Linked DNA regions of Homo sapiens: region 2 is linked to region 1. A link is a loop called in an ENCODE intact Hi-C map of the cell type or tissue named here. Cell type or tissue: A673. All regions are shown on one strand. Each heading gives the region's core, and the rest is flanking DNA. Links, peaks and the distances in the headings are about the cores only. Region 1 has its middle 14 kb from the start of HMCN1. Region 2 overlaps HMCN1 (hemicentin 1).

Region 1 (8,348 bases), core at 321-8,320:
TGACATGATTTGTTTTTAGTGAATCCAGGCTCTCTTTTAAAGGGACCCAAATTTATCAACTTATTTCTCATTTCAATAGAATGTAGATGCTATATTTGCCAGGGTTTTTAGAACCTATTTAAATGGATTTCCTTCCTTCCTTCCTTCCTTCCTTCCTTCCTTCCTTCCTTCCTTCCTTCCTGTTACAGAACCTATACTAGGTACTGCTAGTCATAAAGTGAATAAGATGTAGTCTTTGAAAGATCTACTTTTGTTTCTCCTGTTCTCCACCCCTTTGAAAATCACGGCTTTGCCTATCTTTGGCCTTCTGGCACAGCTCCATTATTTCCATAAAATTGCTGACAAGGGTCAGATTTATGAATGTCATATTGAAAAAATGAGGATACGGTGAGAGGGCAGGAAATTACCACCTTACGCAGAAAAGTTTTTGTGAAGGAGATAGAATTTCAGGATGTCTTAGAACACTTGATGAATTTTGTTTAAATCTTGACTGAATTTTGTTAGATTTGACATATACAGAAGTATAGTAGAATTCAGAACAAATTATTAACTTGTCCCAAACTGTATAGTAAATATGAATATTTTTACTGTTGCTAGAATAAATCTTAGCATGAGAGGACTATTAGCATGCAACTCACACTAAAACTAGTTTCTTTTTTAAAAAATAACCTTACTAAAATTTTCACTTGAAGTTTTATTTTGATATTCTGTATGTGCACATAATGCTAGGGTAGAAAAGCTGGAAACAGTGCCTCAGGCATTGAAAAGACAAAGTATACAAATTTTATTGTAGAACCCACCTTTTTTTTTCAAAGCAGTAACTTTTTAATGCCTAGTTGTGTTCCATTATTGTGCTAATAAATCTATAGGCATAAGAAATTGGGATTTTACTAGAAGTAAGCGGAGTGTAACTTTTTTTCCAAAACTAGGTTGCTAAAATTGTCATTTGATGATTAAGAGGGACCTCATTTTACCATTGTTAGTCTCTTCAACCAAAATGTTGCCCATAATGCTGTATGTGTGTGTGTGTATGTGTGTGTGTGTGTGCGCGCACATTTTACTGCCACTGCTTTACTTGTCATCCCCTTACCCCTTGCCTAACAGTTTCTGTCTTCTTTCAGGATGGAAAAGGGGGAAAAATATAAACATTTTTCAGTTTTCTTTTGTTTCTTTTTTCTTTTCTTTTGAGACAGGGTCTTGCTCTGTCAGTCAGGCTGGAGTGTAGTGGCACAATCTCGCCTCACCGTAGCCTCTGCCTCCCAGACTCAAGCAATCCTTCCACCTCAGTCACTGGAGTAGCTGGGACCACAGGTGTGTGCCACCACACCCAGCTAATGTTTGCACTTTTTAAGATGAGATTTCACCATGTTGTCCAGGCTGGTCTCGAACTCCTGAGCTCAAGCGATCTGCCCTCCTTGGCATCCCAAAGTGCTGGGATTACAGGTGTGAGCCACCATGCTGGGCCCCGTTGTTTCTTTTCTCAGATAATTTATTATTAGCCAAATTGAAGGGGGCAAGATGCATTATTAGATTTGGGATGGTTTGAGTGACAGGGTTGTTTTCCTTAGGGCTTCTTAGAAGAGAATTCTTAGAGAGATTCTTAAGAAAAAAGAAACAGAAGTCATATAAAGAAGGTAGAAATGATGAGGTTGTAAAAATTATTACCACACATTCAAGAATATTTCTTCAGTTACTATGTGAGTTAGTCCTGGACTGACTTCTTTATCTCCAGAAAAGGTGCACTCTTAATATTATTATTTTTCTCTGTTTTTGTGGGAGAAGAGCTTGGGGAAGTGTGAGGAACACAGGCAGAGGAGGGAGAAGTGCTGAAGAAGGGGAAAGGATAAAGGCAGAGGTGGGATGCCTTGTATAATTAGAGGGAGGCTTGGGTAGGGACTTAAGTGAGATTTCTTATTAAATTATGTGATTGAAGATAATTTTGGGGAAGAGCATTAGTGATTTCGGCCAATACAATGTGCCATTTTGGTGTTGGGCATGATAAAGCAAATTCAGACTTTCTGTGACGCTATTTCTCTCTATCTGTGCTGTGCTAGAGAAGGGAGATGGACAATGGCTCTCAGCTGGCTGCTTTAATTGGCTAATGGGAAGGTGAAGTAAGAAAAGTAGTAGAGAAGGCAAATTATAATCAGTTCATTTATAAATTATTATTTATTAAAATTAAATCACTACTGTACTTTCTTTTGGACACAGCATGAGCTTATAAACTTAAAGATGACCATTGCTTCCCTAAAAGCCTCTTCTAGGAGTCCATCCATATACTTATTGTTAGTATGTGAAATGTTCACTAAAATGATAATAGTGTATTTTCTATTTTATAACTTTCTTTTTTCAAGCAATTTGTCATCTGTTGCCTGCTACTATTTGTACTTCTCTTCCCCATGTTTTATTTCTACTTTATTTAGTCTTTAGCTTACCTCTAGAAGTCTTCCATTGTTGAGGTTTTTAAGATAAGAAACAATTATTCATTTATTTCCACTGAAAATTGATCTAAGTGGGTACCTGTCTACAGTCAATTTTCTTTACCCCCTTTCTGAGTGAATTCATGTGAAAATCTGTTGAAAGTATGAGCCTTCTCTTCATAAGAATATACCTCTATAATTTTACACACAGTTTCAGGGGGATAAATTTCCCTTAAAGGTACAGGGATCCCAAATTAATAACACTTTTGTGGGGGATGTGGGATGGCAAGGGTAAGAATGAATTATATTGTTAAGGTCTACACATGTAGTTAAGGTCTAGACAGGAAAAGCAGCAGATAGGTATTGCACATCTTTGCACAGACCATTTCTTGATGGTGTGGGAGTTTCTTTAATTAAAATATGGTAGGAACAGCTGGCCACCAGCTAGCACTGGCAACACAACAAGAATGTCAATAAATGCATCACAGAAAAAAACTTACAGGCCCAGTTGTTTCTAATGGAGACTATCAGTCTGTACCCCTATAGACAAGAGCTTCAATTTTTCCATTCCAATCACACTTGCTGTAGCATCCTTAATATTGAAAATAAACTGAGAACTTTACCAGAATTGTTAAAAATACCACCATGGGCATTTAGTCTTTGTAAAACCTTGGAAAAGTAGTTAATTCTGAACAACTCACCACATGTCTTATTGTGAGTCACTGAGAAAACAAAAAAATGAACTCCACTACTCATGACTTGGTTGTCTTCTTTAACTGGTAGACCACAATCCCGTTGGCAACAGGAGAGGGCTTGCTTCCAAGAATGCAACGTCCAAAGTGGAGGGCAGGGAGCACTAGTGAGCATGTAATGACAGTTCCCAAGGAGAACACGGGATGCAGTGCATCCTAGGGTGGGGTCAGGAATGATCCCTGGACAAGTCAGAACTCACGGTGTCTGGTTTTATTCTCTACATTTGGCAGCTCCCTTTTTTTCCTCCCTCAGTTTCCTTAGCTTTAAGGAAAGTAGGGGCTAATGTGAGCTTGCAGTGAGAGAATATAGATCAGTGTTTTGAAATCTGTGAATCATTAATCTAATGGAAAGTGTTGTAATTTTCTACTTAATTGGAAAATGACGGTAAATAAAGTAAATTCCCCTACGTCTTTTCCTAGTGTTGGTAAACTTTTCTGAAGTCAATAGAAGCTCTAAAGCAGGCGAAATATGGGAGCTTGGACGTACATATTCTTATTCTGGTGGGGGAAAAACAGGTTTGAAAATTTGAACAAATAGTGTAACTACAACAAATTCTCTTTCTTCTCAAAATGGGTCTGAGCCAATTTTGTTCTGTAGTACTGATTGAAAAGAAAGAAATTAGGAATGTACCTGAAAGGAAAGGGAAGATAATTAAATGTTTCAATACTCATTATGTGCCAGGCACATTCTCAAATACTTTACATATTTTATCTTATATAATTTGTACAACAACACAAGAAGAAAGCTGCAGTTCAGAGAGATTAGGTGGCTTTCCTTTCACACAGCTGAGTATCAAAGCTAGAATTTAAATCTATCTGTCCCACTCAAAAGCATATGCTCTTCTTACTGTACCATACTGCATTCTACCCTAAGCATTTTATTGGGAAATGGGCTTAATCTAATTAAGCATGGTGACTGGAAAAGACCACTTCATTTATCCACTCAATAAGCCTTCCTTAAATATGTATTATATACAGGGCACTGCTAAGTATTGGTATACAAAGAATAAGAGAGCACTCACTGTCAAGGAGCTCAAGATCAAAGCTTCTTCTATCCATCTATATTTACTAGCAAAGAGAAACTCATTAAATAATGATAGAAGCAATTCCCAAACATGATTCACATCTTTTTAATTAGCAAGGAACTTTATTCATAAAGCCTCTTAAACTGAGAGTTTATCAGATATCCTGGGATAGTCATGTCCCCAAATTTCATGCCACATCTGAGATTTTAACTGGAGTGAATTAATATACCTCAATGTTTAAAAAAAAAAAGAGAGAGAGAGGCATAATTGTCTATTATATGCTCTGACAAAGACTACTTAAATTTCAGAGCTATCTAGTTTGTAGGAGCCTGGAGAGTCTTGGAGAATTAGATGCAGTTTCAATTAAATGATATTAAGATATCCCTGAATTTTAAACTGCTGTGCTATGAGACAATGCCTTTACATCATGTGGGTAGAGCTACATTTTTTAAAGTATTTATTTTGGTTGGTGCTAATGAGATATTTATCTCCATTTCCCAGACATTTTGGACTTTGTTTCAGAAGAAATTCCAAATGTTACTTACAAGAAGCAAATTCTAATCTCTTAATGTCAAAATGTACCACAAAAGAATGAGGAATAAGCTACAAATAGCAAAACAAACACAATGCTTTTTACTTGAGGAATCTGCCAGCAGAGGGCAATATTAGTTTTCACACTCTCCTAATATCTCTACTGATTTTAAACCATTAAGTATAAAATAGCTATTTGGTAGAAATCTTAGGCTATGAAGTATTTTTGTTTCTGGCAGATACGAACAGGAACATAGTAGAAGCAAAGATAAAGCATGACGTTGAGTATTAGAATTCCAACATCTCTGATAAAAATTAATCTTATTTATTTTCATTGCTATGAAAACTCTAGACATTTGCTGATTATAATTCAGCTGGAGGGTTACCATCTCTTTATGGTATTTCCCTATTCTCCAGCACACAGAAAGTTTTCAGTGACTATTCATTGAATAACTTATGAGTAAATAAATGCTGATCAAATAGATATGTGTGTATGGGGTTGGGGTGGAGGCCAAGGGTAGGATGAAAACTTCTTACACTCCCCTCTCATTTAGAATACAATCATTTCTGTGCATGGCTTCTTTGAATGTTTCAGATAGCACTTTGGAAAGTGATTTTTGGTATTTCCAGCAATTTTAGAGTAACCTTAAATCAATGAATTTAATCACCATAGCTTGGATTAGTAAAAGATGAAAGCTATTGCTGAACTTTCCATAGGAGAGTTCCAAATCTTACTTAATATTGGTAAGGATATTTGGCTAGACTGGATTTATGAAAAGTAAGATTATGAAAATTAAAATATTATTTATCAAGTGCTGATTGAATTAAGCAAGCCACTTGACATAACTAAAGTCAGAAAGACTCAAACTGATTTTTTTAGGCTGAATTAAAAGGAGAGATACAATATAAATTGTGAGTCAGTATGTGTCTGCTCAGTATCTATGTATCTTATTTTCTCAATTTTGGTATGTAGTTATTATTATTATTTCACATACATAGGATGATAGCAACAATGTTGGTAGTTTGAATTAATTGGCATTATGCCAAATTTTTGTTTCAACATCTGTTAAATGCATTTCTAAATCTATACTCTGTTTCACCATATAGATAAATATTTAACATGAGGGAATGGGCTTTGGGGATGACTGAATGAGTCTTATGTTTCCAATAGTTAATTATATATTTGTATTTAGAAACTCCACCTTAAGGCAAAAACTACAGGCCTAGTGGGAAGAAATCTTCTTCTGTGTACTCTTGATGTTTAGGTTTTTGGCCAGACTAAAAGTCACAGCAAAAGACATTTGCGGAGATGCCTTAAATATAGTACTGCAAATCCTGTACTGGGAGATATGGGATTAGCTGCAGTGTGAGTGGAAGGATTTTTCTGAAATTTGCCCATCAAATCTCGGCAAAGTTTTCCCATCAGAGTCATGTAGAGTAGCACTTTCTTTGCTCTGCTCAAGATTCCTTGCCTGGGTTAATAAAGTCAAGTTCCATAAGAAAATAACAACCTGATCTACCATCAGTAAGGCGTTCTGCTTAGGCAATTTTGGGTGGGAATGTTTGGGTTTATGCTGATGTAGGCACACTCTTGTTCCACATTGACTAACAGCTGCTAGGCAACAAGCTAGTATTGAGCTGGAGTTTGTCATCAAATGTAATCAAACTAAGTGATCCACATTTTAATGTCTTCAGCCTCATTAGCAAGCTCTTCTGATTAAAGCAGTTGCAATTTATTATACTAATAGATAAGTTTTTTGAAAAAAATATGAATCTCTTCTACTCCCAATGTTTCGTAATTTAATGCTATACTTTTGAAGCTTTGACTTAGTGGCTATGGCCATAAGCAACAACAGCATTATTGTTTTAGGGCACATTTCCAATGCTTATTTATGCTATGTAGTGTCTTTAGTTTGATTTCCAATAGGACTGACGGAATTTCTTTCAGATGTTTTGTCTTCTAAGTGTAAGACTTTATTCCGAGGGTAAAATACACTTATGAATGTGAAAGTTGTCAGAATCAAAATGGAGTCACTTGGGTTTTAAAAAACCCTGACAAATAGAGCCAGAGAAGCCCATGAAGGGAGGGTTCTCATGCATAAATGCCAGATTAAAAAAACTATCACAAAAGACTGCAAAAAGTTCAACCTTGCAAAAGGCCATAATAACCTTACACACATAAAAAATTCTTCCTTGAGGACATCTGCCCAGCAACTGCCTGTTCAGTCTTGGACTGGTGCTACCCTAGTTATTTATTGATCCTTGCAGCCAAGAATAATTACCTCAAAAATTATGTAATTCTCTTCATTTTTCCTTTAAAAACTTTTGTCTTCCTTTACCTCCCTGAATACACACGTATTTATTATGACATGACTATTCCCATGGCAATGCCCTATTTGCGAATAAATGTTATTTTCTTTTAGAAAGCCTCTCTATGTTATTTAGGTTGACATAAATTTTGATGCATTATTTAATTCATTTCATTGTATAGATGACAAACGACTAATAAAAATCATTTGTATTTCTTGATATGATCATATTCATGCCTCTTTAAAAATGATTTGGTGGCTACTTTTTACAACTTATTTATTTAATTTGTATAAACTTGAACTTTAGAATAGTTTCAGGTTTACAGAAAACTTATGAAGATAAAACAGAGTGCTACCATATATGCTACACCCAGTTTCCAGTATGGCTAACATCCTATATTGGTATGGTACATTTGTCATAACTAATGAACCAATATTAAACATTATTATCAACTAAACTCCACACTTTATTCATATTTCCTCAGCTATACCTTTTCTGTTCCAATATTCTATCCAGGATACATTACACATTAGGCTTCTCTAGATTATGACAAGAAATCTTGGGGGAATTCCTGAAAGGAAGGCCACAGATGCTATTCTCATCACATCCTATCAAGAGTACATGCTATTGACATGACTTATCACTGTTGTTAAACTTGATAATCTGGTGGAGGTGGTGTTTGACAGGTTTCTCCTCTGTAAAGTTATTTTCTACCTTTCTTTACCATATTCTTTGGGAGCAAGACATTATGTGCAGCCCACATGTAAGGGATGGGTATTCATCCTCCATCTCATTGAGGAGGGAGTATCATATATACTATTTTGAATTCTTCTGCTTGGGAGATTTGTCTATATTTATTTATTTATTCAACTTATATCCTTATGGACTCAGGATATTTTACATTTTGAGTTTTAATTTAATATTATTTTATTTATTTTGTTGCTTAAATTGTTACAGCTTTGTTCATTGGGCATTCTTTTAACTGGCACCTGTATCTCTTTAACATATCCCACCATTGTGTGTGTGTGTGCTTTACATTTTTATTTTTTGCATTTCCTTCATTTCTGGCCACAATAAGATGCTCCTCTTATATATTCCTTGCCCCAGCCTCAGAATCTACCATTTCTCCAAGTAATCCTGGTTTGTTTTATGGGAAATTGGCATTAGAAATCAATATTTGATGTATTTTGAAGTCAAGCTGGTAAAAAGAAAAAAAATCAATATTTGGGCACTAATTGTGCTCATTGTTATTGAGATGTCATTACTTTTAGGCCACCTCAGCTGACAGAGCAAGAATATATATGTGCATT
Region 2 (8,348 bases), core at 113-8,112, 350 kb after region 1:
AATGACAGGTATAACATGGGTACTAAATTTACTAAAGTTACTCAGATATTCTTTAAGTATCTTTAACTCTTTTACAAAAGGTAATGTTTTAAAATATTCCAAGATGAAGACAAAAAGCTAAAAAAGATGATGAAGGGCCCAGTACAGTTAACTGGGAACAGAGAAACTTTAAATAAAAGACAGATCCTTCAATTCTGTGATCTGATTTTCAGACCACATATCCATATTTCTCATTCAACTTATGTTCTTCCATGCATGTTTTAAAAGACATATGTGCTGTTGATCTTAGACCAAAATAGATTTTTAAGCAGCTGTTAACACCGTACTTAATACAGATGTGAAACGGCTAAGCTGCTGTTTGTCCTGTTTTACACATAATCAACCAAATAGTCAGTCAAATTCCAGTTGTAGAAGTTCAGATCATAATCATGATTTAAGATGCAGGAAAGATATAGCTTTATTTTTTCAGATTTCAGATGGATTTTGCAATATTGGCAGCTAGAAAAAAAGTCATCTTATAAAATAAGCAAGTTTCATCTGGAAGCCATTGCAAAAGGGAAAATATAGAATTCCCACCATGCTCCGTTTATAGTTTCTTTTCTGACTACAAGCACACTTCATAGTACAATATCAATTCTTTATGAGTTTACTTGGAAACAAATAATCCCTTTCTCCTTTGAAATATTTTAATCTTTTCTAAAGTTGTTTCATTCCTTATAGTTACCACATATGCTCACATGTACATGAACACATACACACATTAAAAACTGGGTAAAGACTAAAAGTGCACAGGAAATGAGGCATTTTTGTCTTATTTTTGAAAATTTCATTATAAGTTGTTAAATTGCAGCTTCAGGTTCAGGCTTTGAAATTGACCCAATTATGATGCTTTACACTGCTAGGTGTTTTAGGGTTTGCAATTGGTCTCCTAGAATGTGAACAAAAACGTACTATTTTAAAATTTATTTTCCATATTCATTCTCCTGTTATTTCAGTCTTCAGATGAGCAATACTAAAGTGAAGTAGTGTTTTCAAGAAAAGAAACACAAAACATATTGACAGACATTAAAAACTGGACAAAGTATTGGCCACAATAAGTTTTGATAGAATCTTGAGTTTTATTTATTCATACCCTGAAGTTTTTCTTTTAGCAAAAAAATTTAAATTATGCTACTTTTATATAAGTGATACAATGTTAATAATGATTAATTGCATTCTGAATTATTTGTTGAACATCTACTATTTGTCAGACACTGTTTTAAATGCAGGGAATACAGCTGTGAAAGAAACAGACACAAATTTCTACTCATGTGAAGTTTAGGAAGGCAAAACTAAACCAAACCAATAAGACATAATGTGTCAGGTGGGGCAGGTATCATGGAGAAAACTCAATATGAGAGAAGGAAACCAAGGGTGGAGAGTGTGATTTCTTACTTAGGGAAGACCTCACTGATAAGGTGACATTTAAACAGAAACCCAAAATGAAGGAAGCAGACATAAAATAATAGAGGGCAAAATATTCCAAAGTAAAGAGCACAGCAAGGGCAAAGGCCCTGAGGCATTTGGGCTGAAGTGCAGTGACAGATGGGAACAGAAAATGTGAGCAGAAGACTAATGGAGAGCCAGACCATGATGCCCCTTGTGCCAGTTGGCCTTTATTCTGACGGAAAGCCGACTGGGAAATTTTGAACACAAGAATGACATGACACAATCTGACTTAAGGTTTTAAGCAGATTGCATTTCTTTCTGTACTTGGAGAATAAAGAAAAGGTCCAGCTATGAAGTTATTGCAATGGTTATGGCAATTGCATCTCCACCAAAAGGGCAATGGTTGTTGCTTGGACCAAGGTGGTAGCAGGAGGTGTGGGATGTGTAGGAAGGAGATCAAATATAGGTTCAAGATAAGTGAGAGTAAATAGAGAAGAGGTCTAAGGATTAAGCCTCAGGGTACTCCTGTATTTAAAGTTGGGGAGCAGGGAGCGTAGTGTCCCAAAAGATAAGTGAAAAAGGTACTTCAAAATGAACACAAGTTAAACTCTGTTAAATGATACTGATCAGGTAAAATAAGTACTTAGAAGTTACCAGCATGAATGTCATTGGTGACCTTGGCAAAGAATTTTTGATCAAGAAGAAACAGTGAAAGTCTGATTGGAACATATCAAGAAATGATGGAAGGAAAAAACTGAAGGAAAGTAATTGGAGTCCACAAGTATAGAAAATATTTTTAAGTCATTTGGCAACAAATGTAGAAATGTAGAGGTGGGCTGCAGCAAGAGAGGTTTTTGTTTTTGTTTTTTTAGGCTGAAATCATCCAGTGGAAAGAAATAAGTTAATGATGATGTAGGTGAGAGAAACACAGTTGCTGGAGGGATGCCCTTGACCAGCAAATTCTCAGAATGAGCAGAAACTGATTTTAACCAGTTAGGGTTTTGCCAGGGGAGTAAAATAAAGGGAGAGGAGGCAAAAGAGTTGAGAGTTTTATACAAGGAACAATTATCATGACAGATCTTCTCTGGGTAAGAAGGGAATAGAAGTCAGGAGGAGACTGAGTGGCAGTGAAAATATTGCAAGGTCAATGGATTGTGGGGCTCCCATGGGATGAAAAAAAAAAAACTTAAAGAAAATTAGTAATAATAGAAAACTAGGAAGTGATAGTCACCAAATGAGAGCTTGAAACTGAGATTATGAAGGAGCATAGTTATTGGTAATTATAAGGTCTAGGTATGACTCCTATTTAGTGGGTGAGAAAGGGTGAGGGACAAGAAAATTAAAAGAAGGAGATCAAGGAGCTAAGAGAACACAGCATTGGATGATTATCTTTGTGGGCATTGAAATCACCAAGAGTTATGAGAAGAGTATCATTAGAAGGAATGATAGTGAGCCCGGAGCTAAAATTTTCAATGAATGAGGGGGAATTTAGTATAAATGAAAATGTTGAGAAGATGGGAGATGTTCTATTAGCTATAGGCAATGTTACTGATAAAACACCATAATACGAATATATGTAAGTTAATATCCTATTTTATAGTAATAATTTCAATAAAACATAATATAAATATCTTTAGGTTAAAATTTTTTATTTATAAAGTAATGATGTTTCTGAATGAACAAAAGTAATTTAGATCAAATCAGATTATACTAATGTGCTCAATCTTTCATAAAGAAATTCTAACATTTTCTACAAAATTATAAAAGACTGCTTTTTAAATATTATATGAGATCAGTGAAAAAAATTTTTCCAACATGAATAAATTAATATGATAACTAAGAACATATATTTATCATAAAAATGTATAAATGCATCATGCACAAATGCCTCGTAAAAATGTAAACTGTAACAGCAGCAATTTCAATAAATAAAAATTTGATTAGTCAAAAACAATGAGTTTAATCAAAGTAAATCAATTATTTTGATTAAACTATTGTCATGAATGTTTTGCATACAATTTTATTTTCATTTATTTAAAAAATCACAAAAACTATCAACTGCATGGCCTCTTAGAGGATTCATTATAGCACTTAATGCTAACATTGTTATAATTGAATCACAGCCCCTTAAATCCGATGATCATGTTAATATTGCTGCGAATGGACACACACTTCAAATAAAGGAGGCTCAAATATCAGACACCGGACGATATACTTGTGTAGCATCTAACATTGCAGGTGAAGATGAGTTGGATTTTGATGTGAATATTCAAGGTAATACTAATTGCTTATTGTATATAATGTAATTTATATGATCTTTCAAAGTAAAAGAAAAGAGATTTGACTTATTTTAAACAGTGTTTTTTTCTGTTGACAATAATATAAATTCATGATTGAAAATTTAGACTCGAGAATTAAAGAAGGAAATAATCCCATCATTCAGGATTGCCTCTGTTATTTTTATGTGTTTCCTTCTGATATTTTAAAGTGTATACTTCTACAAAGTTGAGGTCACACAATATAGATTTCTCTGTTGCATTAGCATTCCCTTAACTTTATATCATGAAGTTTTAAAAGCAGCATTTACATGAAAGGCAGGAAAGTAGTACAGTACAGAATTCAGAGTAATAAAAAATTACCTGTCCACTACTGGGCATATTATCTGGGTGATGAAATAATGTGTACACCAAACCCCCAAAACATGCAATTTACTCATGTAACAAACCAGCACATGTACCCCATAAACATAAAATGAAAGTTGGAATAAATAAATAAATAAATGTAAAAATAAAAACAAGCAAACAACATAACAAAACAGACTTGGAATTGAATGATGATTATGGCTTTTAAAAGCTTTGTGACTTAGTAAAGTTACCTAAATTTTAAGATTGTTTCCTCATTTGTAACATGACTGTCTTGTAGAATTGCAGTGAATACTAAATGAGATAAAGTATATAAAGCTCCTAGCAAAATGATTGAGAAATGATACCTGCCATTATTGTTGTTTATATTGTTACTCTTGATGTTGCTAACTATTCGACATGATTTTTAATAATTATGTCTGTTTCACCAGTTGAATATCCAAAAAATATTTATTTAACCAGACTTCTATTGTTGAATGTCTGGGTTGTTTCTAAGCTTTCACCACTCATAAATAATGCTACACTGAACATCTTTATACATAAAACTTTTGTACATCTTTGATTTTTCATAATTTTCTAAGGGTGGAAATTTTAGGTTAAATGTACTTTTTTCTGTGATAAATTTTATGTTATGCACTCTTTTAATGCTTTTGATGTGCAGGCAAATTGCCTTTCATAAAGTTCATACTTGTCCCCAGAAAAGTATGAAAATGTCCTATTATTTTTGTTAATGGAATTTTTAATCCTGATTGCATAATTTCTTTAGCCTTCTTAGTAAGCCAAATCACTGTGAAATGCTCTCAATTGAACCAGTATTTTTTAATGGTTTCTCAAAATTAGTCTTTCCTGCTGTGTATCATTTAGCAATGCTCCTTCCTGAGAGTGAGCCCCTTTATTGTCTAAGTGCCAGAGCCCTTTAACGGGGAGAGCAAAGCATAAACACAGCATTCTGAGCCTCATACTTCTTGTTCTTCCACTTGACAACCAGCTCCGACTTTCGTGTACTACTTTTTTGGCTAAGGGCTAGAGTTGGTGGTGGCGTCAGTACTTGAAATTATTTCCACATTGTCTAATCTATTGCTTTTACAAATCACTCTGGTGAAAACACAGCCAAGATCTTTGTTTAAGCATTTATATGTGACCAACATTTAATGCCTTTCCTCCATAGTTCCTCCAAGTTTTCAGAAACTCTGGGAAATAGGAAACATGCTAGATACTGGCAGGAATGGTGAAGCCAAAGATGTGATCATCAACAATCCCATTTCTCTTTACTGTGAGACAAATGCTGCTCCCCCTCCTACACTGACATGGTACAAAGATGGCCACCCTCTGACCTCAAGTGATAAAGTATTGATTTTGCCAGGTAAAGATTGATACCAACAGGGTGAAAAGCTGACTCTCTGCCAAATGTGTTTCCTCTCATGTATTAGACGAATTGAATTGGTTGGGTCTCTGGCTAAGTAATTTAACTGGCAGTTAGACTGCTGAATGCCACTGGCATCCACGTAGCTTCAATCTAGAAGAGTCTTGCTTGAGAATTAGACAATAGGAGAAAATAGCTTAGTAAACTTTTCAGATCTACTACGCATCACTCTATCAACTCAAAGTCCTTTGGCTTCCTTGTGCCTCCATTTCTCTTTTAGTGCAATAAGATAATCAGTTTGGTTTATATATATTATTAACATAAATGCTAATATATATTTACAGATCATTACTGCTCAGTTTATTAAATGCACTTATCATAAATAAATAGGGAAGATTATTAGTTTCAAATATTTAAATTGTTATCTGGTTTATTGATTGCAAAGATGTTTAAACTGTTATGGAATAATATTTTCAAGGCTTCTATTTAATTTTAACAAGCATTCAGATATACAGGGCTTATCAAAATTCATCAGATTGTACACTTAAGGTCAGTGCAGTAAGTAATTGAATGTAAATTTGACCCCAATTAAATAAAAGAGTATCCTGAAAATAAAAATGAAAAGAGACTAAGTAGATAGGGTAACTCTGTCTAATATGTGATCCTAAATTAGATCTGGGTTTGGGGAAAATGGCTATAAAAAACATTATTGCAACAATAATGAAATTTGATTATGGACTGCGGATTCAATAGTAGTTTTGTTTTGATTTTAAATTTTCTGTTTTTAATCATTGTAACACGGTTATATAAGGGATTATCCTTGTTATGAAATATGGATTTATGAGTATTTTAGGGGTGAAAGGGCACCATGTCTCCAACTTACTCTTCAATGGTTCAGAAAAAGATTATATACATATGACAGAGAGAGATAAGGCAAATGGAGTGAAATATAAATAATTAGTGAACATGAGTAAAAGTCTTTATATAATTATTGCAACTTTTCTCTAAATTTGAAATTATATCTACATGATGTTTAAAAATATACAGCTATCCTCATAAGAATGTATGTAAAATAGTACACTTTATACTTTTACAACCTTGGATATTGCTTTCTCAAACAAGTACTTGCAGCAAATGGTGTAAACTTCTATTAAAAGTGTTCAAAACTATAAAAGCAAGGAGTCACTATATAGTAACATTCCCTAGGAAATATGATGAAGCACATAGAGTAGCAGTCCCCCTTCTAGGAAAATCTACATGAGCTATTCATTTCTCAGGAGTTCCGATTCATATGTTGGCTCACTTTTTAATAATGCAGTGTTTGTTGTAAAAGTGGTATCTGAGATTAAAACTGAACCATTGGATGAAACAGGAACCTTGAAAGAAAATGTAAGGCAGTCATTAGACCTGAAAATTTGTATCTGTTTATGGCTTGTGTTCACTCTAAGATTAGAGGAGTAAACATAGTGGGATATTATTTTCAGGAGGGCGAGTGTTGCAGATTCCTCGGGCTAAAGTAGAAGATGCTGGGAGATACACATGTGTGGCTGTGAATGAGGCTGGAGAAGATTCCCTTCAATATGATGTCCGTGTACTCGGTGAGTTTTTCTTTTGTTTATTGTTCATTCTTTTACTGAAAAGTATTTTTGAGGAACTAATGTTTGCAGGATGTTACACTAAGCGCTTTTGAGACTATAAAGATAACCAGAAACTGATAGTTCTCCCAAGGAGGTAATTATCTTCTACAAATTGACAGCACATTAGTCAGGACTCTTGAAGTATTAAGAAACAAACTGACTTAAATGAAAACAAACAAACAAAAAGAATTCATTGACTTATGAATCAGAAAAGTCCCAAAATAGAGCTGGCTACAGTCATGTCTGACTTCTGTGGTTCAAATGAGGTCAACCAGACTTTACCTCTCTCGACTCTGCTTTTCTTTATTAATGTCACTCTCAGGGAGGGGGATCCCCTTGGATAGCAAGGTGGCCTCTAGCAGCTCTAGGCTTGCATCCTCCTAGTTCCACATTCAAATGAAAGTTTTTTCTCCTAGTATTTACAATTGAAGCCCTAGAATTGAATTTCCGTGGTTTTAATTGGCCAAGTGTGAATCACGTATCCATCCAGAGCCAATCACAGACAGCAAGAGGTTGCAATGTTCTAATTGATAAGGTCTAGTTCATGTGTCCAACCTTGAACCAAATCACCATCTGAATGCATGAACAGAGAGTTGAAGAAGTATTTTTCCTGTAAGGGAAAAGATAAGTGACATAACAATTAACATAGATTTTAAAGTTCATGAGAGAGTTACAAGGAAAAGAGATGAGATGACAATTAAAAAATCAATGCTGACATTGTCAAGGACAGTGAAGGAATATCTTGGACCACCTGGCTTAACTTGACCTTGTCAGGTTCACAGCTACGCCATATGTCCTGCCTAGGATCAGGTTCGATCCCCAGCTCTAGTTGTGTTTAGCAGCTCTCTCATCAGCAGCTCTCTCATCAGCAGCTCTCTCATCAGCAGCTCTCTCACACTAGCTCTCTTACACTGTCCCCCTTTATCTTGGCTTTTTGCTCTGCCTCTGTGGCTCCTCTCAGCAGCCGGCTCCCGTGCATAGCTCTATGGCTGGCCTGCAAGGCCAGCTCTCTCTTGCAGTGTTAGCAGCTTAACTCTTTCTCTCTGGGGACGAGCTGGTTCCTGCCTGCCTTAAAGGAGCCTGGCTCTCCCTTACAGTGGTCAGTAGTATTACTCTCTCTCTCTGGGCACACGCAAGCCATGTCAAGCCATGCTATGCCATGCCAAACTGAGCCCCGTGCACAGTGTCGCAGAGCAGTTATACCTTCTACAGACAATAGTGGCTCAGAGCCAAGTATGAACTTACACAAACAGGTTATATAACAAGTAGAGTTGTGTG

The links. Hi-C counts contacts between places; a loop is a spot of excess contacts. Peaks named below come from ENCODE experiments on the same cell type or tissue, not always from the same donor. Only the 100,000 strongest peaks of a DNase experiment are listed, where the experiment ranks them.
Region 2: a loop joins it to region 1, with 3 times the contacts of the local background. A loop is called at or near these places in 2 of 110 quality-filtered maps.

Annotation. Positions count from the first base shown.
Region 1 is chr1:185,715,987-185,724,334 of GRCh38, forward strand. No RefSeq gene overlaps it. Among named protein-coding and RNA genes, the nearest start is that of HMCN1, 14 kb to the right of the region's middle. In A673, for the core only: CTCF peaks have their summits at 3,285 and 4,838 (motif pointing right); DNase peaks (open chromatin) are centred at 1,025, 3,255, 4,075, 4,855 and 1 weaker place; H3K4me3 peaks cover 659 bases; H3K27ac peaks cover 6,204 bases.
Region 2 is chr1:186,071,190-186,079,537 of GRCh38, forward strand. It overlaps HMCN1 (hemicentin 1), which reads left to right. Exons shown (of 107, transcript NM_031935.3): 53 at 3,552-3,702; 54 at 5,239-5,433; 55 at 6,918-7,031. Among named protein-coding and RNA genes, the nearest start is that of PRG4, 220 kb to the right of the region's middle. In A673, for the core only: no CTCF peak of the experiment used is centred there; a DNase peak (open chromatin) is centred at 4,962.